6 separate regions of the Homo sapiens genome follow, and all the other regions are linked to region 3. A link is a loop called in an ENCODE intact Hi-C map of the cell type or tissue named here. Cell type or tissue: dorsolateral prefrontal cortex. All regions are shown on one strand.

Region 1 (5,000 bases), 330 kb after region 3:
AGTGGGTTCACCCTGTCCGCTGCCTAGCAGAGCTGATTTATCAAGACAGGGGAATTGTAATAGAGAAAGAGTAATTCACGCAGAGCTGGCCGCACTGGAGACCTGGAGTTTTGTTATTACTCAAATCAGTCTCCCGGAGAATTTGGAGGATCAGAGTTTTTAAGGATGACTTGGTGGGCAGGGGAAAACCAGTGAGCCAGGAGTGTTGATTGGTTAGGTAGGAAATGAAATCATGAGAAGTTGAAGCTGTCCTCTTGTGCTGAGTCTGTTCCTGGGTGGGGGCCGCAAGATTAGATGAGCCAGTTTATCCATCTTAGTGGTGCCAGCAGATCCATCAAGTGCAGAGTCTGCAAAATATCTCAAGCACTGATTTTGGGAGCAGTTTAGGGAGGGTCAGAATCTTGTAGCCTCCAGCTGCAGGACTCCTAAACCATAATTTCTAATCTTGTGGCTAATTTGTTATTCCTACAAAGGCAGTCTAGTCCTCAGGCAAGAAGGAGATTTGTTTTGGGAAAGGACTGTTATCATCTTTGTTTTAAACTATAAGTTCCTTGCAAAGTTAGTTCAGCCTATGCCCAAGAAGGAACAAGGACAGCTTAAAGGTTAGAACCAAGATGGAATTGGTTAGATTAGATCTCTTTCACTGTATAAGTCATAATTTTGCAAAGGCGGTTTCAATGGTCCATGTCTCATCTGTCTTTTGCTGCCCTCCACATTGGCAAATACACGGTGCATATATTGGTTTGTTTATTCATTTATTCAAAGTATCTAGAAATAGTTATTGAGTTCCTACTGTATCAGGCATGCTTCTTGATGCTGTACATTCAGCAGAAAACATCATAAAACCCCACCTCCATGGGGGTTACTGTTCTAGTCCAGGACAACAGATAAGAAATAGCAATGACATTCAGATATTGTAGGTAAGGAGAAGCGTTTGAAAAAACAAAACAAAACAAAACAAAACAAAAAACACAAAGTGTGGTAGGGAAAGAGAAAGTAACAAGTGTGTTTTTTAGGTCTGGTGGTCACAGACTGTCTCTGTGAGGAAATAACAATTAGAGAGGCAACTAAATGAGATGTAGGACTGCCTACCCAAATGCCTATGGGAAGAGGGTTTCCTCAGAGGAAAGAGCCAACACTAAGGCTCTGAGGGAATTGCACTTGATGTGTTCTTCAAACATCAAAGAGTCAGCATTCTTGGACAAAATGACCAAGATGACGCAACCTCTGTTACCCACTGTTGTCTTTTAAATTTTAGAAACTTGTTCGGGGCTGACTTTCAGTAAGGTGTATTTTCATATAAAAGATTGCACTCAGCCTTTCATTCTTACTTTCTAGTATCAATTTTACCTCTTCAAAGTCAAACTATTCCAGAGCTAGAGAATACAGGAAGGATGTGGATGGAAGACCAGGATGTGACCAGTGTTACCCCTGGAAATGAAGATGGACTTAAGTGACTCAGTCCTAAATGAAATCAGGATATGTCTAAGTAAAATGCTATCACTTCTATTGTGTTCAAATTCTTTAACTATAAAGTTTGGGTGAAATCATGGTTGAGAAAATTATTAAATGTCCATTGTTAGGTCTCTTTCCTATATAGATTCATAATATGCAAATAGGACAAGTTTATCTGTACATAATTCTGAAAGCTGGCCAGGCGTGGTGGCTCACGCCTGTAATCCCAGCACTTTGGGAGGCCAAGGCAGGTGGATCACCTGAGGTCAGGAGTTCAAGACCAGCCTAGCCAACATGGCGAAACCCCATCTCTACTAAAAATATAAAAATTAGCCAGGCATGGTGAAGGGTGCCTGTAATTCCATCTATTTGGGAGACTGAGGCAGGAGAATCATTTGAACCCTGGAAGCGGAGGTTGCAGTGAGCCGAGATTGCGCCACTGCACTCCAGCCTGGGCAAAAGGAGCAAAACTCCATCTCAAAAAGAAAAAAAAAAATCCTAAAAGCTAACAGGCTGTAGACTATTTTTCTCTCTGTAAACATTATGCTAAAGGGCAACTATTCTATTTTGACTCTCTATGTAAAATACTGTCCTTATCATTGAGAAATAATTTTGTGTTTTCTTCCAAAGCTTCCCCAGCAGGGTCTTTGACATCGGAGTTTTTTCCCCTCATGTTGTCATTGGAAGCAGCTGTTACAAGTCATAACCGAGCTTATATTTATCATTAACTTAGTGACCCCTGCTGGGGAGGCTTAACATAATCATCCTTAAATTCAAAGTTGGGGTTTCAACAAAATAGGTGCTTGGACCTCAAACATGAGTTCTTCATAATCCAAGACAATGGATTTTGCAAGTTACTCAACCAGTCCCACCACTGGAGGCTTCAAGGAACTCACGGTCACCAATTGAGAGAGAATAACCCTTGTCACATGACTGAGTGTGTGACTGATTCTAAAAGTGACACATTTGGCATTAGCACACTTCTCCTGGTTGTCTGCCTCTGCTCCCTCACCTTGCTGGCTCTTTTTAATGTTATCTGCCAAGTGACACTTTTTGATCTCTTTCCAATATGCCTTTAAAAAAATCAAAAGGCTCAGATGATGTAGTTTTCTATCAGAATCTTTTCTTTTTTCCCCGTCACAATAGCATTGCTCAGTATCATATGCCAACCTTTTTTTTTTTTTTTTTTTTTGAGATACAGTCTCATTCTGTCACCCACCCCGGCTGGAGCACAGTGGTGTGATCTTGGCTGACTGCAGCCTCCGCCTCCCAGGTTCAAACCATTCTCGTGCCTCAGCCTCCCGAGTAGCTGGGAACACAGGTGTGTGTCACTACGCCTGGCTAATTTTTGTATTTTTAGTAGAGAGAGGGTCTCTGTTGGCCAGGCTGGTCTCGAACTCCTGACCTCAAGTGATCTGCCTATCTCAGTCACCCAAATTTCCAGGATTACAGGCATGAGTCACCACACCCGGCCTCATATGCTGAACTTTTTCCCATCACATTTGCAGAACGAAACTCTTGAAAAGGAAGTAAATACCCCATAAAGCAGAGGACTTATATTTTTATTTTCATGAATAATTAAAAAGCCAGATACACTTCTGTTGAAGTGTAAGCTTTTATCGTGTCGACCCTTGCAAATTGTTAGATTCTCCCTATCTCCATCCCAGACCACTTTGGCATAACCAATCAGTTTAGGTAAACCAATATTAGTGTCCACCGCCTAATATTAACCTCTATGTACAAAAACAAAAAACAAAAACAAAACAACAATACTTCAGTTTTGTTTATGCCTCAGAATAACAAATGTTAGTATACAACGTGGGTATTAAAAGGTCTGTGATTTGTTAGAATTGACCTAAGCATATTTAACAATAAAATTTTTAAACGAATATTTGTTTTAAATAGTTCTATTAAAAGCAATATGTGTGTATACGCTTCATAATTAGTTTACAAGCTATTCACTATAAGATGTCAATAGATAAACCTAAATTACCTAAAATCCAACTATCTGAATCTTTCCACTAGTTCTACAGTAAGAGATTTTCTAAGTGTATCCAATTTTTATGGAAATGGGTAGAGAGAGAGAGAGAGAGATTGAACAAGATGATATAAGCACAAAACAGTTCATTTTCTCCCGTTTCTTTCCTTACTTCCTCATTCCTTCTCCCTTCCTTTCTTTCTTCCTTCTAACCCTCTCTTCCTTCCAAATATCCCTCCCTCCCTTTCTTCTTCCTAATTCGTCCTCCCTTCCTCCCTTCCTTCCCTCCTTCCCTCTTTCCTCTTTTTCCCCTTCCCCCTTGCCCCCTTCCCCCCTTCCCTCCTTCCTTCTTCCCTTGCAAAGAAAGGAGCTTCCTTCTTTCCTTTCCCTCTTTACCTTTTTTGTCCACCTTTGATGAAGACCTCACATTGAATAGAATTCTACTTGGCTGGGTACCAAGGCTTGTGCCTATAATCCCAACACTTTGGGAGGCAAAGGCAAGAGGATCACTTTGGCAAAGAGTTTAAGACCAGCCTGGGCAACATAGCAAGATCCCATCTCTAAAAAAAATTAAATTAGCTGAATATGGTGATGGTCACCTTAGTCCCAGCTACTTGGGAGGTTAAAGTGGGAAGATTGCTTGAGCCCAGGAGTTTGAGGCTGCAGTGAGCCATGATTGCTCCACTGCACTCTAGCCTGGGCTACAGAGCGAGACCCTGTCTCTTAAAAAATATAATAATAATTTGACTTAATTTAGTGTATTTTGTATCTAGAGACATAATAAACTCTTGCTGTTTAGGAAAGAAATTCAGTGGGTTAGAAGAAGGTAGAGACACTCGTTATATGATAAAAGTCCCTCCCATTTTTAAATTAAACTCCAGACTTTATATTTAGATTTCACCAGTCTTTTCATTTATGTCCACTTTCTGCTTCAAATTGAATCTAGAATGTCACATTTCATTTAGTTGTCATGTTTCCTTAGTCTCATTTGGTTAGTAATACTTTCTCCCTCTTTTCTTGTTTTCCTGACCTTTTGAGGAATACTGGTCAGGGACTTTGGAGAATGTCCCATAATTTAAGATTGTCTGATGTTTGTCTCATGTTTAGACTGAGGTTGTGTTTTTTGAGAAAGAATACCATAGAAAAGTGTCTTTCTTGTAACCTCATAACAGGAAATACATGATAGTCGCATGGTTTGTCACTAGTTTACTCGGATAAGACAGTGTTTGCCAAGTTTCTTCACTATAAATTTTTTCCCTCCTTTTTTCTTGGAAATGAGCCACTAGGTATAGCTCACCCTCAAAGAGGGGAGTAAATAAGGCCTTTTTTGAAACATGGACCTTGATGGTGTAAAGAAGAAAGGATAGATAAAAGCCATTGCCAGGTTTAGATCACATCGCTAATGTTCTTTCACTGAAGACTCAAGTCACAGAAGAGAGAATATTGTCCTCTTGAAAGTAAATAGACCATGATGGGGTAAACTCTTCTACCTTAGGGTTACTCATTTTTAATATTCATAGTTGGTAGTGCCTCCACTAGGTGCTTAGAAGTAGTGGGTTCTGGACTA
Region 2 (5,000 bases), 86 kb after region 3:
AATTTGCAGACCTGTGTTAGGTAGGACAGAATTGGATTAGCCACTTAGTGACATTAATTTATTGAACAAAGTGAGTCAGAAAATTGAAAGTTCATCTTAATCCTTTAACCTCCTTTCCTGGGACACCTGGATTCATTCACCTATTTCATTAAAGCATAAGTGTATGGTACTTACATGTGTCATGCTCTGTATTAAAGCCTATGGGAAAAGCAAGGATAAATGTTGCTCTTCTGCCTGTAGGTGGCTAACAATCCTCATTGAAAAAGGCAGAAATGCCCAAGAAACCTATGCAGGGCACTATCGGCTGTATACACAAGTGCAGAAAAACAATGATAGAGAAGCCCTGCAGAGGTAGAGATATCTTCAAACTGGGGGATCTGCAAAGTCGTCAGAGTGGTGGGGTTGAAGCCTTGACTCTGGCAGATGGGAAGGAATTCTGACTGGGTCTGACCATTGGACCATGAAATGTCTGAAACACCTGCTTCCTATCCTCGGGAGGTGACTAACTCAGCTCAAGGCCTCTTGACTACACAGGCTTTCAAACCTCCAGCAGATGAACACAGAAGATGAAGTGGCTGAGATGAAGCCTGCTTTTCTCCTGTCAGAAAAAAAAAAAAAGTTTCCATTCTGTCAGTAGGCAGAGAGGGAATGAGAGAGCAAATTCTAGTCAAAAAATGACAATTGGTTTCTGTTTACACATATGTGCTGAGGGTTGTTTTCAAATCAAACTTCTGTAATCTATCCTCAGCTGTTGTGGTTTATGGCATTGATGAGTAAGAGCTTCTTTTGGAAGGAAAAGAAATATAATGCACAGGAGGGATCTTGAAATGTATTTTGGGACAGAACCACATTTCCTGAACATGTTTAAAGTGTGACCTTTTCTAATCTTTAAAAGTAAGATAACTTTTTGAAGATTAATATGTTATGAGTATAAAATAACCCTCTGGTAATGCTGTGTGTGAATGGCAGGAATATTTTTTTCCAAGACCCTTTCGCTTCCGTTCCGATAATGTCTCTAGGACCAAGAATGGTTTCTTGTTCATCCTTTCTACCAAAAGTCCAGGATATGGCTCAGAGGGTGGTGCAAGTTCAGTAGATTCTTGTTCTGGGCTCCTTTGTGGATGTTGATGAACTTCTATGTGTATGAAAATTGGTTTGCTTATTTTATCAGTCTTCTAATTGGATTTGCATTGCATTGGATCTCACTCAACAAATTTGCTTTAAAACTGAATATTATATTAAAACCTACCATGTATTAGGCACTCACTGTGTATCAGGTAGTATGCTAAGTATTGTACTGCTTAATTTCCACAATCACCGTTCGTGCTGGGAGCTATTAGTACCAGTTTCCAGATGATGCATTTGTCTGTTCCCCAGAGCAGGGATCAGAACCAGCACCTTTCTAACTCTAAAGTTCAAGCTCACAACCAGTAAGCCATATTGCCTCACGTACTCCTTCTCAACCATATCCCTTCTTCCCTAAGGGACAAAGTTCGTAGGGGAAGCACAAGTGCTAGAGAGGAAAAGCCATGGGTATTTTAGATATATTTAGTGCTTTTATCAAATAAGTAGGGCATGGTTTTTCTCCCAATATTTCCTGAGTTAAATTATAGATGTTTTGAGCCACATAGAGCGATGTTAGTGGTAGAGCTAAATCAGGCTTTGGCTTCTAATCCAGCCCTCCAACTAGGCAACAGGATCTGCCTAGATCCTAATTAAGAAAGTGCCACATTTTTTCTAAATTGTGCAAAGCCCTTATTGAGTTACCTCTGCCAGTTCACAATGGGAGAACTGATGGTTGGGGAAATTGGAAGTCCTGATACAGATTATCTGCATGGGGTTCAGACGATGCCAGTCAGTGGGTAACTTCCTTCTACGTATCAAACCCAAGATTATTGCCAAAGTATCTTATTTATGTTATATTTCTTTCTATTTTTTTCCATTCATTTTTTATTATCTCTCCTGATTTCCTTTTCTTTTTTATTTTCTTTTTATTTGTTTAATTTCATGGGGGTACAAGTATAATTTTGTTACATGCATAGATGGCATACTGGTCAAATCAGGGCTTTAGGGTATACATTGCCTGAATAATGTACATTGTACCCATTAAGTAATTTCTAATCATCCATTTTTTTCCTACCATTTGATGGATAGTGCTGATAAGTTTAGATATTTCCTGTATTAGAAAGTTAATAGGCTCCACTAGCTTAGGCATAACATTTATAAGCTATGTTACAAAATAATACACTGGCAAAACTCATGTAGTTCTGATGTTACTTGTCAATTTTCTCCTAAGGAGGTATTAATGAAACACATAGTTGGGTGTGGCTAAACTGGTGTCCCTCTTCTCTTTCTGCTTCTGTCATCCTCAGATAGATCCCTGAGTGTCACGGGGCTCTAAGTCTCATGATGATCCATGTCTCCTTGCGTTAGACTGGTTCCCTACCTAAACCAGAGCCATTGCTCAAATTGCAGAGTTTCAGTTGGTGTCTGAGGTGATTTCAAGGTTGGTGCTACCATGCAAAGATGGCTGGCTACAAGTATGCCATGTGCTATCAGCACGTTCTATGTCCCACTACACATGCATTTATACACTGGGAACGTTATGACTATACTGCACAGCCAGTAGAAAATTGGCAACCTCCATTGCCAATATCTGTAAAAATGCTTGCTTGTGACTACAGTCAGCAGGGTTTCGTAGGCCTTCCTGAAGTTGAATAAGAAAAGAAAAGTAAAACATTTTGGGACTTGGAGGATTCTTCCCACCCTCATTCATTGGGATCCCAGGAAAAAAAGCAAAGTGTTTGGAGGCAAACTGAGTTTAAATTCCAGCTCCACTCATAGAAATTATGTGACTTTGGCTTGTGGTGTATTAAGTTCTCATACATAATAGGAAGACAATACCTACCTCCCATGGTTGTTGAAAGAATTTAATGAGTGTTTATTGCCTATGCACATACATTACAGTCAATAAATATAATATTCTCTGTCATCTTTGTGGTTTTCTAATTCCTGATATCAAGTGTTACCCTAAACATTAGGCTCAAGATCTCACTGTTGTTATCTCAGTGAGGTTCTTCAACTCACACAGAAGCACATAGCAATTTCTATTTCTAAGGCTCACCTTAGAGATCATCTAGGATTAGATTTGAGTTTATGACTAAAATGTTGTAGTTTTGAAACAGCTTTCAACAAGCAGCCTGTACCAGCCTGATCAAAGCACTTGTGCCTTATGATGGTGGTGAAAAGCTGTGTCCTCCACCCTATCATCTCCACGGCAATGAGAACATAATGAAGGTGGCTGATTGTGCATGAATCATTCCTTACTAAAGTCAGCTGTAGTGCCAGAATTTTTTTTTTTTTTTTTGGCATCGCTTACTCCAACTTGACAGCTTGAGCTAAAGCTCTACCCCATTTGACATCTTTGAGAATCTTCCTTTTCCCTTTGTAAACTTAAACATACGTGGTCGTGGTGTAAGGACCCAGTGGGCACAAGAGTTATATCTAGAAAACTGTGTGATGACCAGTTTTATCTACACTGAAAAAGAGTCTATGTTTTCCCAGAAATAAACCCCCAAAGAAAGTGGACAGATTTGCAAACAAATCAATAATCACCCCAGCAACCACCGACAAAAACCTACAAGGCAAATATCTGTTTAATAGGCCTGATATTGCCTAACATACACTGATAGTTCTGAGAAGAGAATTAATTCTGTTTGATCTGCTTTAGTTAGTCTTTGTAGAGGATACCTTGTTGCCAGCATGTAAATAGGTGAGGATTTACAAACAGCTTGGTCATTGTGCAATTTTATATTACTTTTTCAAATGGCATGTGGAATGTGGCATTATTTTTTGTTATCAGAGAAATTGAATTTGAAGATTAGTAACTATCTGTGATTATAATAACAAAAAATCCATTTTGGTTAAAAATAATAATAACGATTCATTGAATACTTACAAGGTTTCAAGCACTATTCTTAATTCTTGGTATACTTTATCTCCCAAATCCTGACAATAGTTCTATGACGTAGGTGCTGTTTTTAATTTGCATTTTTATAGAGACAAAAACTGAGGTTTAAAAGTTATATAACATGTTCAAGATCATAGAACAACTTAATGGTGAAGTAAGTACTGTAATCCAGATCCAATCTCCAAGTCTACATTCTTAGCCCTTTCACTAAGTACTTACTACTGGAAGGGAAATTAGAGATGAACTAATATCACCTGCTCATTGTCATGAAGATAAAACTGAAGTCCAAAGAGCTGAAGTGATTTGTCCAAAGTCACATAGCTACCTAGTGCCAAATCCAGAATTAGAACTGAGATCTGCTAATGTTCGTTAAGATCAATATATCCCTTTCCCCTGCACTACATCCAGGGTTATTTCTCTCTGTTAACTCTATGATCACTTTTTGAGAATTTTTTTTAAAATCTTTTAAGAAGGAAGGAAGAGAAGGAAAAAGGAGGATATGGAAGGAAGGAAAGAGAAAAAAGAAAGTTGAAATTCAGATTTGGATCAGTTATACCCAACAAGATGTCAGGTTTGCACAGTGGAGGGTCTGAGTCTGAGCCTCATGACAAAGCAGAGGGTGTGCGACTGCAGATATTGAAGACAAATATACTCCCAATCTAAAGGATCATCTGTTTTTAGGATGATTCCTCTTGTAAGGAAAGATGTTGGCACTTGTCAGCCAGTACCTATAAGGCCCCCTGAAGGTGATTTTCTTACTCCCATCATGATAAATTCACTCTGTTTCAATCAGGGTGTGCAGGGTCCAAGGCCAAGTTCTTTTCCTCTTTTCAAAGTTCAGTGCCTTCTTCCTCATAGAAATCAGAGAATGAGGTAAACTAACTTTCTTTTCTTCCTTTCTTCCTTCCTTCCTTCCTTTCTTCCTTCCTTCCTTCCTTCCTTCCTTCCTTCCTTCCTTCCTTCCTTCCTTCCTTCCTTGGCACATCTTTTGAAACACTCAAAGTATTATCTCACGCAGCTGATCTGGAGC
Region 3 (5,000 bases):
TCTAAGATGAAGGAAAGAGTATTGGGGAAGAGAATACAAGCAACTTTCAGAAGCTAGCTGTGGAACCAAATGAGTATCTAAGAGGAAGAGAAGTCAATGGTCTTTTGTAGAAGCCCATTAGTCAGTGGACTGATGGCTTGGATTACTCAGTACAGGGGTCAAGGGCCATAGTGAAGAGTAACTTGATCACTAGAACAGCTATGTGAGGCTGAAGGAGATCTGAGTGGTATTTGGTTTTCTGTTTCTGTATTAATTTGCTGAGGATAATGCTTTCCATCTTCATCTGTATCCCTGTGAAGGACATGATTTCATTCCTTTTTATGGCTGCATAGTATTCCGTGGTGTATATACACCACATTTTCTTTATCCGGTCTATTATTGATGAGCATTTAGGATGATTCCATGTCTTTGCTATTATGAATAGTGCTGCAATGAACATATGTGTGCATGTACCTTTATAATAGAATGATTTACATTCTTTTGGGTGTATATCCAGTAACAAGATTGCTGGGTCAAATGGTATTTCTGCCTCTAAGTCTTTGAGGAATAACCACAATGTCTTCCACAATGTTCTCACTTATAAGTGGGAGCAAAATGATGAGAACACATGGACACATGGCGAGGGAACAAAACACACTGGGATCTCTCAGAGGGAGGGGCTGAGGGGAGGGAAAGCATTAGGAAGAATAGCTAATGGATGCTGAGCTTCATACCTAGGCGATGGGATGATCTGTGCAGCAAACCACCATGGCACACATTTAGCTCTGTAACAAACCTGCATATCCTGCACATGTACCATGAACTTAAAATAAATTTGAAGAAAAATCCAGATCTGAGCAACATGGACCATTTTTGGTTTCCTACCCTCCCTCCCACTTGTTGAAGACATCCTATTACTGATATGGGAAATACAGGACTTCATTAGTCTTGAGAAGAAGTTGCAACTCTTCCCTCATACCTACTATCTTATGCAATGGTTCTTTACATCATTTTGGCAGGGAGGCAGGCTTGAACTCACCTTATACATTTACTGAAAGCTAAAGATTCCCTTCCCAGTTAAACAGCATGTTCACACAAGCCAATCACTTTTCATAAAATTTCAGGATATTCACAAACTTCCTGAATTTTGTTGGTGGAGACTTCCTGGGAAGATTCATGGACTGAGTTAAGAACCCTTGCTGTAGAACCCAGTCCTGAACCACTAGAGGCTTCACCTCAGCTAATGGAAGTTTTGAGTGTTTCAAGAAATTTGGGGGTAACCAAAGAGTTTCATCCAATTCTAAAGAATCCATCCATGTAAGCTATTTCAGAAGGTTTTGCTTTAGTGAACACAGGCACTTCATATTTTAACTTTTCCAGGACAGGAAGGAATGGGCATGACTAGGGATCTAAAACACTGTTGTCCAGTTCCAGCATCATAGGAGTTTCCCTGATGATGATTTTATCCTGGATTTTTCATGCTTTCCCTCACGCCTTTCTTCTTAAATAGATGTTCACATTCTCTCTGCTCACAGCCTGGTGAGCATGGGAGGGTGACAAGAACAGGTGGGGAAGAATCTAGTAAGGAATGGTCTGAATCCACAGCTGAACATCTCCTTAAACGACAGAATTTTACCAGAATGACATTTCTATTCATTATCCTTCCCGGCCAAATTAATTGGTTTGTAAGTTCACTTATTCTGCAGAAACGTATTGGCATGTGCAGAATTCCAAGTTCTATGCTAGCATCTGTGAGGAGTGCAAAAATGGATGGCATACAACCTCTCTCTTCTCAAAGGAGCTTGAGTTCCCGCAGCAGAGACAAGTTATGCAAAGGAACTCAGCTTAAAACAGTTTCCTGAAAGGGCTTTACTGTTCACCCTTCCTAAGTTTCCTGCTGTGTGTGTGCTTGTGTGTGTGTGCACACACACGCGTGTGTATGGTTGCTTCACTTTATCTGCCAGGGACTGGAGAAATGTCTCTCTTGTTTTCCCAGAGCACCCCCTCCATTACGTGAACCATCATATTTATCACGATACTTTATAATTATCCATTTAGCTTCTCTCCTGACGGATCACAAACCCCTTGAGGATAGAGACTGAGTCTCACTGGATGTCCCAACTATTTCCTGGGAGCCAACAGAACACCTGGAACATGATAAGTGCTTTTAAATATGTTAAAGAAAACAATTGCGAGAGAAGAGAGAACACAGACGACATGAGACGTCCTACAAAAGGAGGCCCCTTAGCTATTATGTCAGGAAATAACTCTGGCCTTTGTCCTGTCCGCTGTGTGTTTCAGGATCTCGATTTCCCTCCCGTCCTAGAAGGGAGTTGGATCAGGTGATTCTTTCCAAATGAAAAATTGTATTTTAAATAATGCCAAGGGCAGAGAAGGAAGTAAACATCCTGGCCACCTCCTCCGCCTTAAACGCCCGCCTAGGTTTTACAGTCAAATACCAATAATTTCCTGAAGGCTGAGTGTCAAACACGGTCGCTGCAAAACCTCCAGACGCTCAGGATGTTCGCAGGCTCCATTGACAAAAGTGACTTCCCACGCTTTGCCCACAGAGGGCATCCCTGCGCATTGATACGCAGACCAGGCAAATGCAGCTCCTGGAAGCCTCCTCGGTCCGCTCTTTTTTCCCTAAGCCATAGTCTGTCTGCCCCCACCCCCTTCCCGTGGAATCTTTGCCTGATCCAGTTCGTTTCCCTCCGGTCTCCACATTTTCCCTTCCAGCCCTCCACTTCTCCGGATCAATGTGTAGTACGGTTCCAACTCCCAGCTCGCACACCGCTGGCGGACACCCCAGTAACAAGTGAGAGCGCTCCACCCCGCAGTCCCCCCCGCCTCTCCTCCCTGGGTCCCCTCGGCTCTCGGAAGAAAAACCAACAGCATCTCCAGCTCTCGCGCGGAATTGTCTCTTCAACTTTACCCAACCGACGACAAGGAACCAGCCTCAACCTTTTAATGCACAGCCCGGCCACAGGATTGCCTTCCATCTCCTCTTGGTCCCTCCTGGATGTGGTTTATTGATGACTTGCGAGCCCCTCAGAGAGCTGTCTTCCCTCCTCTGGCTCCCTCCGTTTCCTTGAGTTAGTTTTCTAAGGTTTTACCGGGGCTCGGGATCTCTTGGACCGAATGGAACTTTTTGCTGCCTGCTTTTGCTGCTGATTCTGTCAGTGGACAAGGAAAAAGGCTTCGAAGGCAGCAGAGGCGCAGGGGAGGTGGAGAAAGAGGTGGAGGAAGAGGACGAGGAGGAGGAGGAAGCCGAAGGGGCTCGGCGCGTGTGTGTGCATGTGTGCATGCGTGTGTGAGTGCATGTGTGTGAGTGCTGCCGCTGCCCGCGACCCCTGGCCCCGAAGGTGTTGGCTGAAATATGGAGAATAGTCTTAGATGTGTTTGGGTACCCAAGCTGGCTTTTGTACTCTTCGGAGCTTCCTTGTTCAGCGCGCATCTTCAAGTAACCGGTAAGTGGCTCTTTCCTTTCTTCTCGTCGCACCCCCTTCCGTACCCCACTTCCCTTCTCATTTCATTTGGCGAGTAGTAGAATTGGGGTGGGGGATAGCAAGAGATTTGGCGCTTGCGCTGCCCCCATTTGCGCACCGATGATAAAAGATAGAAGAGTTTTTTTCTTCCCTGGGGGCGGATGATGGTGGGGGGGTGGTACAAGGGGCGCCCCTTCGCTGTTTTAAAATCTGATGCTTCACGCATTTTTGCTTCTGCAAATACTTGGGTTGGTTTGGAGAGCCGGCGGGCTGGGGCAGGTGCTGGGGATATCGTTGAAAGGAACTGGGCTGGGTCCTTAAAGCCCCAGAAACCTACCAAGTGGGGAGGATTGGGGCAACAGGAGCAGGCGAGGAGGACATCCAGGGGCTTTGAGGAAGTCTGCGCAGAATGTAGATGGTGGGGCTGAGTCGTTGGTGTGTGAATACATCTCCTTTTGGTTTGGATTTTTGGACTTGGTGATTGAGAATAGGGAAAGGGACAGCTAATATGTTTTGGTACTTCCAAGGAGGGGATCCTGGTACTGAAGGAGGCACAGAGTTGCCAAGGAGGAGGGGAGGTGTGTTTAATATTGTTTTATTTTTTAACGGTGAATGTAGTTCGCAAGCTGAGTCTCCATATAGCTCCAGGACACCTCCAAACTCCAAGTGATTGATATTCCAGAGAACCGGCGCCCTGACCCTGGCACTTGCCTAGCTCAGTTTCTAATTAAAAATGGCAAAACTGTTTGGGGATTGGATCTGGCTAGTGCAGGAGAAAGAGGGACCTGGAGGCTGGCTGATCAGGACTGCTGTAATCTCCGAATACGGAGCTGGCGGCTTCGACGGCCAAAAGAATAGAAAAGAGCAAAATGACTCATGATAAGGTCCACTTGTTTTGCGGGACCTCACCGCAAGTGTAGATGGGCACTGGGGTACAGTGAGCGGTCCTGGCAAAGAAGGAGAGGAGAGCGGCTGGATGAGCATTCAGAGAGCCCTTCGGAAACGACCTTTTTCCAAATCCAAAGGAAAAACAGGCTCAGGCAGAGACCGGGCGTTGAGTAGGAGCTCCCCAGTTCGTGCCTGGGAAATTAACAGGGAATGGCACATCAATCGCGGCCAAGCCCCCAGCCTCCCCGGAGTCCGCAGCTCCGGCTTTCTCTTCTCTGCTAAGTGCTGCATGGCCAAGGGTTGCGAACGCGAGCAGAAAATGCGCCTCTCACTGTCGCGAGGGATTCAGACAGTCAAGCGCCAAGGCAGCCCGAGGCTCCCCAAAGCCTCGCTCGGCCGCACGCGGGCAGGAATCTGCGCTTGCACTCGGGCTCAGCTCCTCATCTTCCTTTGGCCAGAGACAGAGAGAGCAGGCAGGAGGGGTGTGTGTGTGTGCGTGTGTGTGTGTGTGTGTGTGCACGCGCGCTGTCCTGTGATGAGCGCGTACCCGCATCCCCGCGCTTAGCCGCTGGTGCTCCCTCCCTCCGTCTGTCCCTCCCGGGCCGGTCCCCTCCTCCCCTGGCTCTTCTCTCCCGGAGCTTTGTC
Region 4 (5,000 bases), 330 kb after region 3:
GAAAGAAAGGGAGGGAAAGAGAGAGAGAAAGAAAGAAAGAGAAAGAAGCGAAAAGAAGAAAACAAGGGATGGAAGGAAGGAGGGAGGGAGGGAAGTAAGGAGAAAGAAAAGAAAGAAAGAAAATTAACACATTCACATTTGCTGTCTTAGTCCATTTTGGCTGCTATAACAAAATAGCATAAACTGAGTGGCTTACACCAAAATTTGTTTCTAGAGGCTGGGAAGTTCAAGATTAAGGTGCCTGCTTTCTGGTTCATAGACAGCACCTTCTTGTGTCCTCATGTGGTGGAAGTGACAATGCAACTCACTGGGTTTATTTTATAAGAGCACTGGTCCCATTCATGAGGGCTCCACAATGATGACCCAATCGCTCCCTAAACACCCTGGGGACTAGGATTTCAAAATATGAATGTTAGGGGAAAACAAACATTCAGACCATACCATTCCCATACAAAAAATAAAAGAATCAGAGTAGACTCACACTTCTTAATAGCAACACTGATAAAACAAAGACAGTTAAAGAATGTATTTCATGTCTTAGGAGAAACAATTTTCAAAGTTAGAATTCTGTGTGCAGCCAAGTTTCAAACAAATGTAAGGTCTTTTTCCCAACATTAAGTTTTCAATAATTTTGCATCCTAAGTAACGTTTCTCAGGAAGCCACTTAAGAATGAGCTTCTATTAAAATGGGAAAGAACCAATAAAGAGGAAGACTCAGAACCCAAGAAAAGCAGATCCTCTTCAGGAAAGAGGCAAAGGGAAGTTCTCAGGTGGTGCTAGAAGGGATGCTTCCAGATGACAGCTGAGTGGCAGTTTGCTGAGTTTCGAGTGGACTAGTAGTGGCTCCAGGAGGAGTGTTGTACTGCTAAGTGGACCTAGATGTGTTCACCTTCACTGGGCAAAAGGTTGTAGTTCTGTAGGGACAGTTGGGGTAATAATTATTGATAAATAATTAGGCACATAAAAATATTCACCCTAGCTAAAACAAAAATTTTTATAAGAAAGGATATGTCATCCTTCTATGCTGTGACTCTACAATGCAGAAAACTCATAGTAATGAATATATATTATATATAAATGCTACATCTATATTGACAGAAAGTAAAAGAAGAAGTATGTTTTGAATAGAGACAGAAAACTACATTCTCGCTTTCCATAGTAGAAAGTCATTTAACAATGTTAAAGTGGAAACATCACAAAATAAGAACACTATTTAGAAATAAGAGAAGAATTGATATGAGTTGAGAGTGGTCACTCCTAAAAGCAATAATTTTATCTAAGTAGAGCTGTGTCAGGAGATACTTGCTTTATCATTATGGACTGGAGACAGAAAACTACATTCTCACTTTCCATAGTAGAAAGTCATTTAACAATGTTAAAGTGGAAACATCACAAAATAAGAACATTATTTAGAAATAAGAGAAGAATTCATATGAGTTGAGAGTGGTCACTTCTAAAAGCAATAATTTTATCTAAGTAGAGCTGTGTCAGCAGATAGTTGCTTTATCATTATGGCCTGGAGGTTTAATTTGACATTTACTATGGACATGTAATACTTTGCTGCTAACAAAACTTCTTAAAGAAAAGAAAGAGAACTTAATCTTAGGCATGAACAAATCAGAGAAAACTGAATTATTTTGAGAGGAAGGAATGGGTGGAAGATAAATCTGGATTCCTTCCAGAGGTGTTGTGGGCCTGAGAAGATTAAGTTTAGGGAGCTAGTCCAGATAGCTGTACCTATGTTCCCTCATCTAAGGAAGGAAACTTTTGCTACATTTTTTTAAAACTCAAGCAAATCTGGGAAACGGCATATTTTAAATTATGTCCAGAAATGCTCCATAAATCAGTTCAGTGGCCCCAAATATCTTTTTTCTTTTCTTTTTCTTTTTCTTTTTTTTTTTTTTTTGAGACCGAGGCTCTGTCACCCAGGCTAGAGTGCAGTGGCGCGATCTCGGCTCACTGCAAACTCCGCCTCCTGGGTTCACGCCATTCTCCTGCCTCAGCCTCCCGAGTAGCTGGGACTACAGGCGCCCGCCACCATGCCCGGCTGATTTTTTGTATTTTTTAGTAGAGACGGGGTTTCACCGTGTTAGCCAGGATGGTCTCGATCTCCTGACCTCGTGATCCGCCCGCCTCGGCCTCCCAAAGTGCTGGGATTACAGGTGTGAGCCACCGCGCCCGGCCCAGTGGCCCCAAAAATCTTAATGCAAAAATCCTACTGATACCATCTTCCTGTTATATGATGCGGCCATTAATTTAATTGAACCAAGGTCATGAAATGAGTCTATGCAGATGCAGCCCCCATTTGGGTGCTGTATAAATGCCCTCCCTCCAACACTGAATGCAGGACAGCCTCTCAGATGCTGCCCTCTGCAATCTCCTCACCAAATTTCTGATTCAAACAAGCAAGGCAGGTCAATAGACAGTTTTATTGGCCCTTTTGGGACATGACTGCAGAATATTAGAACTTCTCTTTATAGGTCCCTTGGTAATTGACTGTGTTTACAAAATTATGAGAAAAGCCATCTAGTAGTTAGACCTTCTTATCCCTTTTCCAATTTTCAGTAGGCTGAAGGTGAAGCCAGGACATTGAGTTTGATGTGTGGTTTTGGCATGGCAGGATCTCTTGTTTCTAACACAATCAAAGAGCTGAGGGCTGATGGGTTAGAATATTTGGGTTTGCTCCACCATTAATTTACTCTAACAGGGACACTTCTGGGTATGACTTGCTACTATAGGAAGAGCTGTGCTATGCTTTGGAAATGCTATTTGTTGATGAAACACTAATTGTAAAATAGTTACCTCGGAGAACTCAAATGTAATTACATTAAGTTTAATTACATATCATTAATTATATAAAATATTTAAATTGTTATGTTGAATTGTGCTGCACTAGTTGCCTTACATTTTGCTGGTGTGTGGAGCAGATGTGCTTGAAGAGTTTGGATGTCATCCAGAAGTTAGTGAATTGTAACTGTTTAGATAATCGGAGCCTGATTTATACCATCTATTGAAAAACAATAGCTACATATTTTCAGTGATGCGACATTATTGAGTATAGGGAGGAAGTAGCTTATGCCTACCTGATGTTTTGGTAATTATAGTTTACTACCGACTTTAAGTTTAATCAACCACATATAAGGAAGTCAATGCCTAATTTCTCATGTGCATCAATAGCTGTGAACAGTAATTTTTATTTATATTGGGGAGAACAATTTTTTTCTCTGCCTATGAAACTGACAATTTTTTTAGGATGCCTGAATTATCAAAGGAATCTAGAGTTCAATCATTTGCCTTGTTTCTCAGAGGTTCACTTGCTCAAATTAATTCACCATCAATTTTAAAATGTCTCTAGACTTCACTTATATCAAATTCTCTAATATGATTGAAAGCATGGTGAAGTATCCATATAAGGAAAGTAAGAAATTCGGCCGGGTGCCGTGACTCATGCCTGTACTTTGAGAGACCTAGGCAGGCAGATCACCAGGTCAGGAGTTCAAGACCAGCCTGGCCAACACGGTGAAACCCTGTCTCTAATAAAAGAAAAAAATACAAAATTAGCCGGGTGTGGTGGTGTGCACCTGTAATCGCAGCTACTCGGTGGAGCTGAGACAGGCGAGTTGCTTGAACCCAGGAGGCGGAGGTTGCGGTGAGCCAAGATGTTGCCACTACACTCCAGCTTGGGCGACAGAGTGAGACTCCGTTACAAAAAAAGAAAAAAAAGAAAGTAAGAAATTCATACAGACTAACAATAGATTTTTCTTTTCCAATATGTGAATATAAAACCTACTATGTACTTAAGGGATCTGACACTAGAAAATGTAATGATTGATCTTAAGTTTTGGTAAACAAATAGCAGTACTAGAATTTCCTCTCTTAAATAATTTGCTTTCATATTTATATCCATTTGGAGTGGAGCAAAGCAGAGAAACAGTCATTTAAATATAAATGCTACAGAGAGAAAAATATTTATGATTCGTGTTTCTGCCAATCAAATAAATGGTACCATTTAAAATTTTAGTTTATTTTTGTCTGTGCAGATATTATCTACTATTAACAGTACTTTGGCTCAATTCAGATTATTGTGACTAAATTTCTCAAAAATTGGAAAGCACAGAATCAATTTGTCTAAAGAAAATAACTTGTTAGTATGTCACCAGCCATAAATCATGACATGTCACTTCTACTACCTTTGAAGAGGATCTATTCTACAGAAGTTCATTTTTAGAATTACCTCTGCTTATAATTTGAAGAAAATACTTTTTTCCCCAGAAAATACTTTTTTTTCCTCAGAAATACTCCCAGGTATTTTGATGAAAAATAATTAAAATTATCTCATATAATTGTATATACATCTGTATATGTGTTTGTTGGTATCAGGGATCATCTAATAAGAACGAAATTGAATTCTGTAAAAGTTATGTTGACTATGCCAGAAGGTACAATCTGTGAGTCAAAATTTGAGGGGCAAAGGGAGGGATTACAGTTACAAGGGAGGATATGGAATAGAGCCAGTATCTGTTGAGACTGAAGATAGGCCCAAATGAGGAGAGGGACTTTGAGCAGGCTTGTGTGCAGGAAGATTTGAGAAAGCTCAGTTTGTCGCTTCAGCCTAGCAGCCTTCCCAGGGCTGAAGGTAACTTTGGTGGAATTAGGAGTTGGTTTGCCCCAACCCCCAAATGGTAGTAGATGATATATGCCAGTGACAATGTCATCCAAGCATCCTAAGCATAAATACTGCAGGTGATTCATGAAACAAGTATTATTATTGATATATGTCTTATCTATTTTGATTTGAAACTTGCCTTCCAACCATGACACGAGTTCTATTTTATTTCCTAAATCTTCATTTTGACTTTGGCCTGTTGTAAGCCTGTTCCAGGCTCAGACCTTGCAGGAGACATTAGGGCTTCTTTGTCTTCAAGGAGCAACAGGGGTGTCAAAGCTATCTTAGAATCCCACTCCTTTCCTATGACAGTTTCAGGAAATAAGAACAATTT
Region 5 (5,000 bases), 98 kb after region 3:
CGGTTATCTCATAGTTTTCTATTCAAATCCTAGGCTGTTTCCAGACTTGAGTTTGTCTCTCTGGTATCATTAGCTTCTTCGCATGTGGGCCCTCACATTCTGGCCCAAAGAGGCCAGTAAAAATGCTGGTGCCTTTTCAATCCCCTCTCTAATCTGCTCATCTTCCTGCCTGGATAACCTGTCAGGCCTTTGCCATTTATAATATTTATCCTTCAGCAGTTTTCCCTGTTCCCTTGTTGATTGCTTTTCTGCACCAAGAAACTCCCAGTCCCTCTTGCCTGTGTGTGTGTGTGCACGTGTGTGTGTGCTAAATAGATCTGTCTTCCTTCAGCAGCCTCCCTTGTACCCCACTTAGCCCTTCTCTATTTCATAATGGCCTTTTCCATGGGTGGGGTATGTAGTAAGATCTCCATATCTCCCGTCTGCCTGGCTGTGGCTGCCTCCTCGTCAGAGCCTCGGGTGGATGGGACCACACACACGCTAATGCTCTCTAATCCCTGCAGCTTTGTCACTTTCAGGACTGCTCAGATGCTCACCCAGCTCTGACTGGTTTCTCATCACCCTCTTGAAGGGTTGAGCTGTCTTTCCCATTTATCTCAACGGTGATAGTGACAGCAATCCACCTTCCTGGCCTTTCCTCCTGGGCCACCTGTTAGGCTGCCAGCCGCCCTTGAGATTGATATTTGCCATTTCTGCCGCCAGGTTTGTTCTGGCCTCTGTGGGCATGTTCACTAAGAGGCACATCAGTCTCGCTGCCCCGTGTTGGGGCAGGAAACTCCATTATAGACTCTCAGTTGATCACTGTTCTTCTGCTTCTTCCCTGCATCAGTTTCTATCTGTGAGTGACGGAGCACCTGCCCAGGGGGAGATCTCAGGAAGTCCCATCTCCAATCAAATATACACAATCCTGCCCGCTGAACCAAACAGGCCTTCTAAACGATCAGATGACCCATGGCAACCATCTCCCCAGTAGGACATTGTCTCTATTCTTCCTCTACCCATTCAGCCCGGAGTTCTCCGGAAACTCTGGGATGCCTATCACACACGGATCCCTCTGCCCCTCAGATCTTAGTTTTAATTCAACCACTGATTCTCTCTTACCCACTCAGAGGGCTAGACCCGAAAAGAGAAAACACAAGGACTGTTTTTGAAATACGTGGACATGAGTGTCACAAAGTTCATCTGGACTAAGGAGAGAAGGAAAGAGCTAGGGGAAACCCCCAAGTAATATATGTGACTATTTTTTATAGTGGCTTCTGGAAAGCCTGCTCCCATGTTTACGACTTCACTGAAATAAATGATTCTGGTCATGTGCATTTTGAGACAGACATTAGTGGCAAACCTTGTCATGAATGACTCCTGGATGCTAGGGAACAAAAGGGCCCTTTATGCAGTTCTACATGACGCTCTCCATTCTTGCCACTCAACATGCTGCTCATGCTTTGTGGCATTAGCATCACCTGGAAAGCTTGTTACATATGCGATCCTGGGACCCACCTCACTATCTCGGACCTACCAACTTACCATCTCCATTGTAACAAGATTTCCAGGGGCTTCCTATGTACATTAAAATATGGAATATTCTGCTCTTTCTTTTACTGTATTAAATTCTCAGAACTGGCTGGGCATGGTGGCTCACACCTGTAATTCCAGCACTTTAGGAGGCTGAGGTGGGTGGATCACCTGGGGCCAGGAGTTCGAGAACAGCCTGCCAACATGGCAAAACCCCATCTCTACTAAAAACTACAAACAAACAAACAAAAATCAGCTAGGCATGGTGGTACGCACCAGTAGTCCCTGCTACTCAGGAGGCTGAGGCACAAGAATCACTTGAACTCAAGAAGTAGGGGTTTCAGTGAGCCGAGATCATGCCACTGAACTCCAGCCTGGGTGACAGAGCAAGACTCTGCCTCAAAAAAATGAAAACAAAAATTATCAGAACAACCTTCTGAGATAATTATTAAATTTCCCATTTTATAGATGGAGAAACTGATCCTCTGAATGGTGAAGAAGTTTGCCTAGTGTTACTGGAAATTGATCCCTCCTGTAAAGGCTAAATCTTACTTTTCTTCTTTTAACTATGGACCACTACTGTATAGGTATTCACAATGAAGTAGGCATTACTTTTTAAAATATAATTTTAAATATTAGAAAGAAAAATGTTCCAGTCTCATTAAGATGGCAAATTGCCAAATGGGGAAGACATCTCCATGGGAGATAGGGCTCTGAAACATCCAGCTGAGCAGAGGCATGAAGAGAGAGTGCATCCTGCCTGATGTGGAGGGTTCAGGGTAGTTTATAGTCATGTGGCAGAAAGAGGACACACTGGGGCTCTCCACAGGCTGGCAGTCTTGGCAATCCAAAGATGGTCACAGCAAGATAAATTATGTGTTAAGGAGATAATTACTATGGCCTTTCCTCTGAACAGCAGCTGGAAATAGGCTGAAACAGATGGAGCCAGAAATAGTGAAAAGGTTGAGGGGCAACCTCAAAAGAGAGACAGATGTCCTCAAAGGACCAGTTTAAATAAGAAGAGCCTCTGGATGGTTAAAGATAGGGGCGCATATTCTGCAGATAGGATTGTACAGGTCTTTTAATTCTCCCTCTAACTAGAGTTTTATTGTTGTAAGAGGAAAGAAGAAATGAATCAATGAGGTTTATTTTAAAATTGTATTTTTGTTGACATATCACAGGGGATTGATTTACATGGTTTTTTATGCTTATCCCACTTGTCTCTTCCCAGGCAAAATTTAACCACTAGGTCTTGGCTATATGGAACAGGAACCACTGTCCACCTATATTCAAGAAGAGTTAAAATTTAGAACATCTTCTTCCTCTTTCCTTTACAGTGGCAGTAAATACTATGGTGCCTCCAGAAATCACTCAGCTTAAGAGGTTATCTATTTCGATTTTCACCTGGTGAGTTTTGAATGGGTATTTAGATGCCAAATTTTAAGCTTGACTATCCCTATTCACTCCTTTTCACAAATATTAGTATTAAGAGCCAATGGAAAAATGAAGGCTTTCAGGTAGAACAGCAATACAGATAGATTCACTGATTAGATGCCACTGTTATTGCTGCTAACCATTCCCAGTTTCAAAAAACAGATCCCAGGGGCCAGAGTTTCTTACTGATTGGCAGCTTGCTCCCCATCCTCCCATTCAATATACACACACAATTTTCACCACTCCACTGGGTTCTCAACTGGGTTCTCGACATCTGCAGTGTTGTAGATGGGCAATTGTAACTTTGAGATGTGCAAAAGCATTTTGAAAATCAAGGAATTCTGTCACTCTGGTCGGTCTCCTGGCTTTAATCAAGAACATCCTAAAGCACTATTTCTCTATGTGGTGTTTCAACAGATGTTATGTTGGGTTACTAAGAGTGCTGTAAAATGGAGAGTTTCAGTTCTATTGACCCACCTGGAACCATGAAAGAAGTTTATTAATTTTTCACATTAACATAGTCTACTTAGCTCATAGAGTATCTTCCCATTGGGAAATTCTGCAAAATTTTATCACTAATTGTTCCAAACAAAAGTTTTAAAATTATGTGAAAGTAGAATCTTTTAAAAGTTATATTTGAGCACTTATATAAACAAGAAACTCTTTAAAAACCAATTCTTTATATAGCTTGAGACATAAATTAAAATACTTTTTTCACATCTAAATAGAATGAGGCTACCATAATAAAGCAGTGCTATGTATGTACTTGGCACTCAAGATTTTCAAGTGGCATCACTATTTCATTATTATCTTGCATACTCTACCACTAGGCACAGCAGACAATCTACCACTAAAATTCCTTGAGTTGTGTTATGCAATAAGAGGGCTATGGGGGTACATTTAGGTAAATTACTTATAGTCGTGACTGAACAGCAGAGAATTGAAGGGACCAGCAATTTCCACCTTTCTGAAGCTAGGAAGACTTGAAAAGATCAATCAAAGGCATATGAATAGTGGCCAAACACTTTGCCTCTTCTTTTTAGCAAAGGGAATAATGAATTTTCTCTATACTTACTGAGCTCCTGTTTTTTCTACCAAGTGTGGGAGAAAAAAAGGTAAATTCGAAATTAATACACGTTTTCCTCCAGGTTTGGTTTATGAAAGTGCAGCAGGAAAAAAGCATGGTAAACATACCACTGTTAATATTTTGGAAGATATGTTTTGTGTGTGTGTGTGTGTGTGTGTGTGTGTGTGTGTGTAGTTTGGTTTCCCTAATCACAGAAAAAAATACAGGTAATCTCTTACTACAGTGATCTAGTAGTATAGGTTGAGAGTACACATCAATAAGAAAACTTAAGTTTAAGTGAAGAAGTATACTACCCACACTGCAGGAACACATTAGCTGTAGTTTCACTTTTGGCATGGAACCTGACTCCCTAATTTCTTATGGCTTCACACTCTGGTTTGTATATATATTAGGGTGAGAAATGGCCTTAGGGTGAGGCATCTGGACCATTGCTGACCTTGCCTCTGTGCTCCCAGTTCCCTCATTAGTAACTCCAGAGATAAGATACTGAAGCGCCCTGTTAAAAAGTATGAAAGGATTGAGGTTGTGGGAGAGGCTTAGGTGTTGACATTTTATGATAACGAGGTTTGTTTAAGTTTTGACACAGATTAATTCAACCTGTTAAATAGCAGACCTCTTAGGGACATGACCTAGGACAGGATCCTTCAACAGAGAGAGACATTTGTCATCTTTGTATCAGCAGAATCTAACAGAGCTATCAATAAATATTTACCTAGTGAATAAATATTTGTTTAGTTAATAAAGAAACAGAGAGGATGGATACTCCATTTACCATAATGCGAGTATTACGCATTGCATGCCTGTATCAAAGTATCTTATGTACCTCATAAATATACACACCTACTATGTACCCACAAAAATTAAAAATAAAAAAATGAATAAATGATGAAAAGGTATAAGGAAATAAACGGGGCATAGCTGTTTTCCCAGGAAGGAAGGCACAACATGCAATGTCACTGGGACAAGT
Region 6 (5,000 bases), 670 kb before region 3:
TGTTCTCCAGTCTTGGCACATACTGTTCTCCCTGGAGTCCTTCCCACCTGCCCAGAGCTTCCTCTACTTTCAAGCTCACGTAAACTCACTTTCCCCATGAAGACTCCCTTGACATCCAGTGATTTTCCTTTGTCTCCAAACGCCAGTGTTCTATTTTGAGACTTGTGCTCATCTCCTCACTGGTAGGAGGCTGCCTGGTTTCTCTTCCTGATGTGATACAGCTGGCTGTGTGCCCACCAGCCAATGGGATGATCACTTTCCTGAAGCCAAGGACCATTTAGTTTGTTTTGATATCCTGAAGAGCCTCAGTATGGTCCACCTGTACATAAGCCTCTTAAGGATTCTGTTAGTTTGCTTTTGCCTCTGCATCAAGCTAGAAAAAGGGCACAGGGGAATGGAGAAACATGGTTCTTACTCTGGTTCTGACATCACCCTCAATGAAGAGGAGTGAATCACTGATACATCCAACCACATGGGTGAATCTCAAATGCATTACGTTAGGTGAAAGAAGAGGCACCCCAAAAATACATAGAGTATGATTCCACTGATATGACACGATGGGAAAGGCAAACTGGAGCAGTGGAGAATGCACCAGTGGTTGCCAGAGGCTGACAGTGAGGGAGGGTTGACTACAAAGGAATAGCAAGAATGAATTTTTTTGTGGAAGGTGATAGAAATATTCTGTATCAATTGTGATGCTGGGTCTGTGACACTATGCATTTGTCAACATTCATAAAACTGTATACCAAGAACAGTAAATTTTGTTTCTAAAATAAATTTAGAAAACACAAAAAAGCAGAACACTGCCTAACACATCTAAGTGTTTAATAAATGTTTCTGTTACCAAGAAAAAATAACTCTGCCTTGCAGGAAATAAAAAATTACCAATGGCAAAGACTTATTTACTGATGGAGTATTATCTGAAAAACAAATAAGATTGGTTGCAAAAAGATTTCCTAGTTTGTAAAATATCCAGTTGTACTTATGTTTCATAGGGATCACATAGTATCTTTAAAGTACTAAAAGAAAAAATTGTGAAAACATGGTATCTAAGTGCTAATTTCTTTAAATAATCTAAAATAAAACAATGCGCTTTAGTTTTAAAAAGTTGTGGTGTCCAAAGAAATACATTTTCATTGTTATTAAGCGTATGCAAAAAATTATAAACACAGACATACACAAACACAAATAGTTGTTTTCTTATTTTCCAAAGATAAAACTGTAGGGAATTAATATTGAGTCCTGCTTGTGCGAGGCACTGTTGTATTCATTAGATCTTATAATAATCCCATGAGGGAAGCAGTATTATCCCCATTGTATAGATGGCAACTATGAGACCCAGGGAGGTGAAGTGAGTTAAGAAAGGTTACAGGGTTGGTAGCATCTGCTCCAAGATGTAATCCAGGTCTGCCTGACTCTGCGGATGCATTTCCCACAGACACACACTCCTTCTGGCTGTACAAATGGCAGGCAGCCAACAGCTCCAGCTCACAAAGACAAGGCTCCCGCCTGAACAGCATGCAGCTCTCTCAAGTCTGGCCTCTGCTGAGAACCTCTGTCCCGCTGCCGGACCTGCAACCCCAAGGCTCCTGCCCTGTCAGTGGCTTCAGTGTGGTCACTGTGGTGAGGAAAATCTGTCCCTTTGCGAAGACACTGAGGCAGGGCCTGGATCTAAGCCGTATCTTCCTCAGCTGCAGTGCCAGCACAAAAGCAAACAGCCTCACAGGGGGCCATTCTGTCAGGAAGATAAATGCTGTCTCATTGATTCCCTCACCGAGGAGCTTGTCTGAAATGGCAGCTGCTAGACAGAAACGCTTTGAAGATTGAACCCAGGAGTCCAGTTCCAGCCTCTCTTTCAGTCTTGACTAGCAATTCAAACTCGCGTGACAAATTTAAGTCCATGTCACTGCCTAGGATAGAAAGTAAACTCGGTGAATGACACAACTTGCCAGGGATATCCTTAGACCGTTGCCACGTTGCCAGTACCAGGACAGATCCTACTGGCTACTATCTGCTGTAGGATTTACAGCCAGTCCCATCCCAGAATTTGCATGGGTCACAATGTCCTTCAAGGGCAAAGGGAAGTCCTGAAAAGGCAATGAAGTTCGAAAAAGGAGAGTACAGAGCGTCTCACTTGTCAGGACACGGGGAAGGGAGAAGGGTCCCTCGGAGTCCTGTGTATGAGTGTGTGACTGATACACACACTCATGAATGTGCATCGGGGTCCTATGTATGAATGTGTGAGTGATACATACACTCATGAATGTGCATCGGGGTCCTATGGATGAATGTGTGAGTGATACATACGCTCATGAATGTGCGTTGGGATCCTATGTATGAATGTGTGAGTGATACATACACTCATGAATGTGCATCAGGGTCCTATGGATGAATGTGAATGATACATATGCTCATGAATGTGGGTTGGGATCCTATGTATGAGTCTGTGAGTGATACACACACTCATGAATGTGCGTCGGGATCCTATGGATAAATGTGTGAGTGATACACACACTCATAAATGTGCATCGGGGTCCTTTGTATGAATGTGTGAGTAATACATACACTCATGAATGTGCATCGGGGTCCTCTGTATGAGTGTGTGAATGGTACATATACTCATGAGTGTGCATCAGGGCTTTTGTTTTTGTTGTACCAGCTAACAGCATCACACCAGCTATCCCGGTGTCACTGTCTTGTATCAACTGCTGTTCACATCAGAGGGCGAGGACTAAGGCAACTACCCCCAATTCCCTGTGTGCCAAGGAAGTGGCCTAATGTCGTGGGTGAGATGGAGTATGAGCAACAGCAGATGATCACATCCAGGGGTGCACCCCGCCCCTGGCATTTCCACCTGGCCCCTCAGTGGAAGAGGTTAGTGCAGTGAGAGATTTCTCCACGAGGTGGCGCTCATAGCTTAGCTTTATTTTTACTTTCATTGATGGGAAAATTTGCCCTGCTACCGCCGCCGGAGAACGCACATGACTTATGCTTTCTAATTCATGTGCAGATTTCGTGTACTGTCATGTTTGGGGTTCTATTGAATTTTGTACAATTACAACTTATTCTTTCCCTCTGGGACCTTGGCAAGCAACACTATACAAGGATAGGCATTATAACCTGTCGGGTGGGGGGGCGGTGGGGGGGTCATTATTTTATCACACACACAGAAACACACACACATATACACACTTGCTTTAGGGATAAATTCTGCCATTTTATTTTTTCCTGGTCCTCATCGTGGTCAGAATGGTGTGACCAGCTGATACCCTTTGTTTACTAGAACCCAGTACAGCAACACCAGTTCAGTATTCATGTCCATTACATGGTGGACAAAGCTTGGATTGGCAGCCTCAAAAAATGCTCACCCACCCTGAGGCTTAGCGATCAAAGCTCAGAGGAAAACAGCTGGTGGCAGGCTTGTCTTTAAAGGAGGATATCAGAACTGGTATGTGTGTGAGATGCTGTGGCTGGGTTTTACATGGTGGCTGTCTCTGAAGAAGCTACCTGTAGGGCTGAGCTGACTGAGGTGCTTGGAAGCCTTATAGTAATACTACTGGATATGATCCAGTTATTAGGGTTTAAAATAACAGATGTACAATATCATCCCTTTCCTCAAGGAAAAATCCAGTCTACTAGAGACGATAAGAAATTTAGTCAATCCAGTAACACAAAAGGTAGTTTCTGCTAAGTACATCATGTCAACAAATTTGCTCTGAGAGTTCATAGGAAAACCTATCCCTGTGTCTTGGAATACAACAGTGCCTCGCACAAGCAGAACTCAATATTAATTCCCTACAGCTGGGGAAGCGTTCAGGGAAGGATAGACCTAGGTCAGGCTTTGACAGGATTAGGAATCAGGCAGGGCAGGAGAGGGCATGACCGGGGAAGTGGGAAGGGAATTCTGTAATAGATCATCTATGTAGACCTGGTAAACCTCGGATAGCTGGAGCTCAATTAATTGGCACCCTCAGTAATAGGTGGTTCCTTTAAAAATTCTATTTCATGAAAAGACAAAATCACAGTAAGATGACAGTTCCTTACAGTATAGAAGGATGATGTCCCCGAAGCCCAGCAGAATGATTAATCTTTAAGGCAGTATTTATTTTTATTCTTATTAAATACTGAGAGTGACCTCATTCATTCAACACATTTTTTTTTTTTTATTATACTTTAAGTTCTAGGGTACGTGTGCACAATGTGCAGGTTTGTTACATAGATATACATGTGCCATGTTTGTTTGCTGCACCCATCAACTCGTCATTTACATTAGGTATATCTCCTAATGCTATCCCTCCCCCAGCCCCCCACCCCCCAACAGGCCCCAGTGTGTGATGTTCCCTGCCCTGTGTCCATGCATTCAGCACATGTTTATGCAAATATTTATGAAAATATTTATGGAGTATTTTCATTGTGCTGAATGTTTTGTGGGAAACTAAGATGTATCAGGCAGGATTGTCTTCTCTGGAGACTTTGTGGTAGGAGAAAAGACAATAAATGTGAATATCACGATAATGTCAGAGAAAAGACAAAGACTCTACGGTAAGTACGGAAAAGTATAGAGCAAGACAAAAATTATTTCAGCTGAGGGTTCAGTGGTAGGATGTATTCATATAAAGATAAAAGGAGAGGAAGAGATTTTTGCATTAAGAAATGGCAAGCACAAAATAAAGAAGTCTGCAAGAAGAGACTGAATGGGGAACACAGAGTAGGAGAGCAGACATAGTGAGCAAGGCTGCTGCAAGCTTAGGTGAGAGCCATATGTCAGGCAGCTTTGCATGGCAGGTTAAAGAGTTTCAGTTCAGCTGGGCGCGGTGGCTCACGCCTGTAATCCCAGCACTTTGGGAGGCCGAGGCGGGCGGATCACGAGGTCAGGAGATTGGAGATTGCAACCATCCTGGCTAACACGGTGAAACCCCGTGTCTACTAAAAAATACAAAAAATTAGCCAGGCGAGGTGGTGGGTGTCTGTAGTCCCTGCTACTCGGGAGGCTGAGGCAG

What was found. Peaks named below come from ENCODE experiments on the same cell type or tissue, not always from the same donor. Only the 100,000 strongest peaks of a DNase experiment are listed, where the experiment ranks them.
Region 1: a loop joins it to region 3, with 6 times the contacts of the local background. A loop is called at or near these places in 13 of 110 quality-filtered maps.
Region 2: a loop joins it to region 3, with 2.4 times the contacts of the local background. A loop is called at or near these places in 4 of 110 quality-filtered maps.
Region 4: a loop joins it to region 3, with 4 times the contacts of the local background. A loop is called at or near these places in 13 of 110 quality-filtered maps.
Region 5: a loop joins it to region 3, with 3 times the contacts of the local background. A loop is called at or near these places in 3 of 110 quality-filtered maps.
Region 6: a loop joins it to region 3, with 2.9 times the contacts of the local background. A loop is called at or near these places in 5 of 110 quality-filtered maps.

Annotation. Positions count from the first base shown.
Region 1 is chr18:52,668,907-52,673,906 of GRCh38, forward strand. The region is part of intron 1 of DCC (DCC netrin 1 receptor); the gene reads left to right. Among named protein-coding and RNA genes, the nearest start is that of DCC, 330 kb to the left of the region's middle. In dorsolateral prefrontal cortex, CTCF peaks have their summits at 2,188 (motif pointing left) and 2,390; no DNase peak of the experiment used is centred here.
Region 2 is chr18:52,422,947-52,427,946 of GRCh38, forward strand. All of the region lies in intron 1 of DCC (DCC netrin 1 receptor), which reads left to right. Among named protein-coding and RNA genes, the nearest start is that of DCC, 85 kb to the left of the region's middle. In dorsolateral prefrontal cortex, no CTCF peak of the experiment used is centred here; no DNase peak of the experiment used is centred here.
Region 3 is chr18:52,337,430-52,342,429 of GRCh38, forward strand. DCC (DCC netrin 1 receptor) reads left to right here and starts at 2,768. Exons shown (of 29, transcript NM_005215.4): 1 at 2,768-3,449. The coding sequence starts at 3,359. In dorsolateral prefrontal cortex, CTCF peaks have their summits at 2,563 and 4,748; DNase peaks (open chromatin) are centred at 2,552, 3,277, 4,367 and 4,772; H3K4me3 peaks cover 2,908 bases; H3K27ac peaks cover 1,815 bases; H3K27me3 peaks cover 3,153 bases.
Region 4 is chr18:52,662,587-52,667,586 of GRCh38, forward strand. All of the region lies in intron 1 of DCC (DCC netrin 1 receptor), which reads left to right. Among named protein-coding and RNA genes, the nearest start is that of DCC, 320 kb to the left of the region's middle. In dorsolateral prefrontal cortex, no CTCF peak of the experiment used is centred here; no DNase peak of the experiment used is centred here.
Region 5 is chr18:52,435,007-52,440,006 of GRCh38, forward strand. All of the region lies in intron 1 of DCC (DCC netrin 1 receptor), which reads left to right. Among named protein-coding and RNA genes, the nearest start is that of DCC, 97 kb to the left of the region's middle. In dorsolateral prefrontal cortex, no CTCF peak of the experiment used is centred here; no DNase peak of the experiment used is centred here.
Region 6 is chr18:51,665,406-51,670,405 of GRCh38, forward strand. No RefSeq gene overlaps it. Among named protein-coding and RNA genes, the nearest start is that of LINC01630, 280 kb to the left of the region's middle. In dorsolateral prefrontal cortex, CTCF peaks have their summits at 1,665 and 2,903 (motif pointing right); DNase peaks (open chromatin) are centred at 1,476 and 2,896; H3K4me3 peaks cover 1,312 bases; H3K27ac peaks cover 482 bases.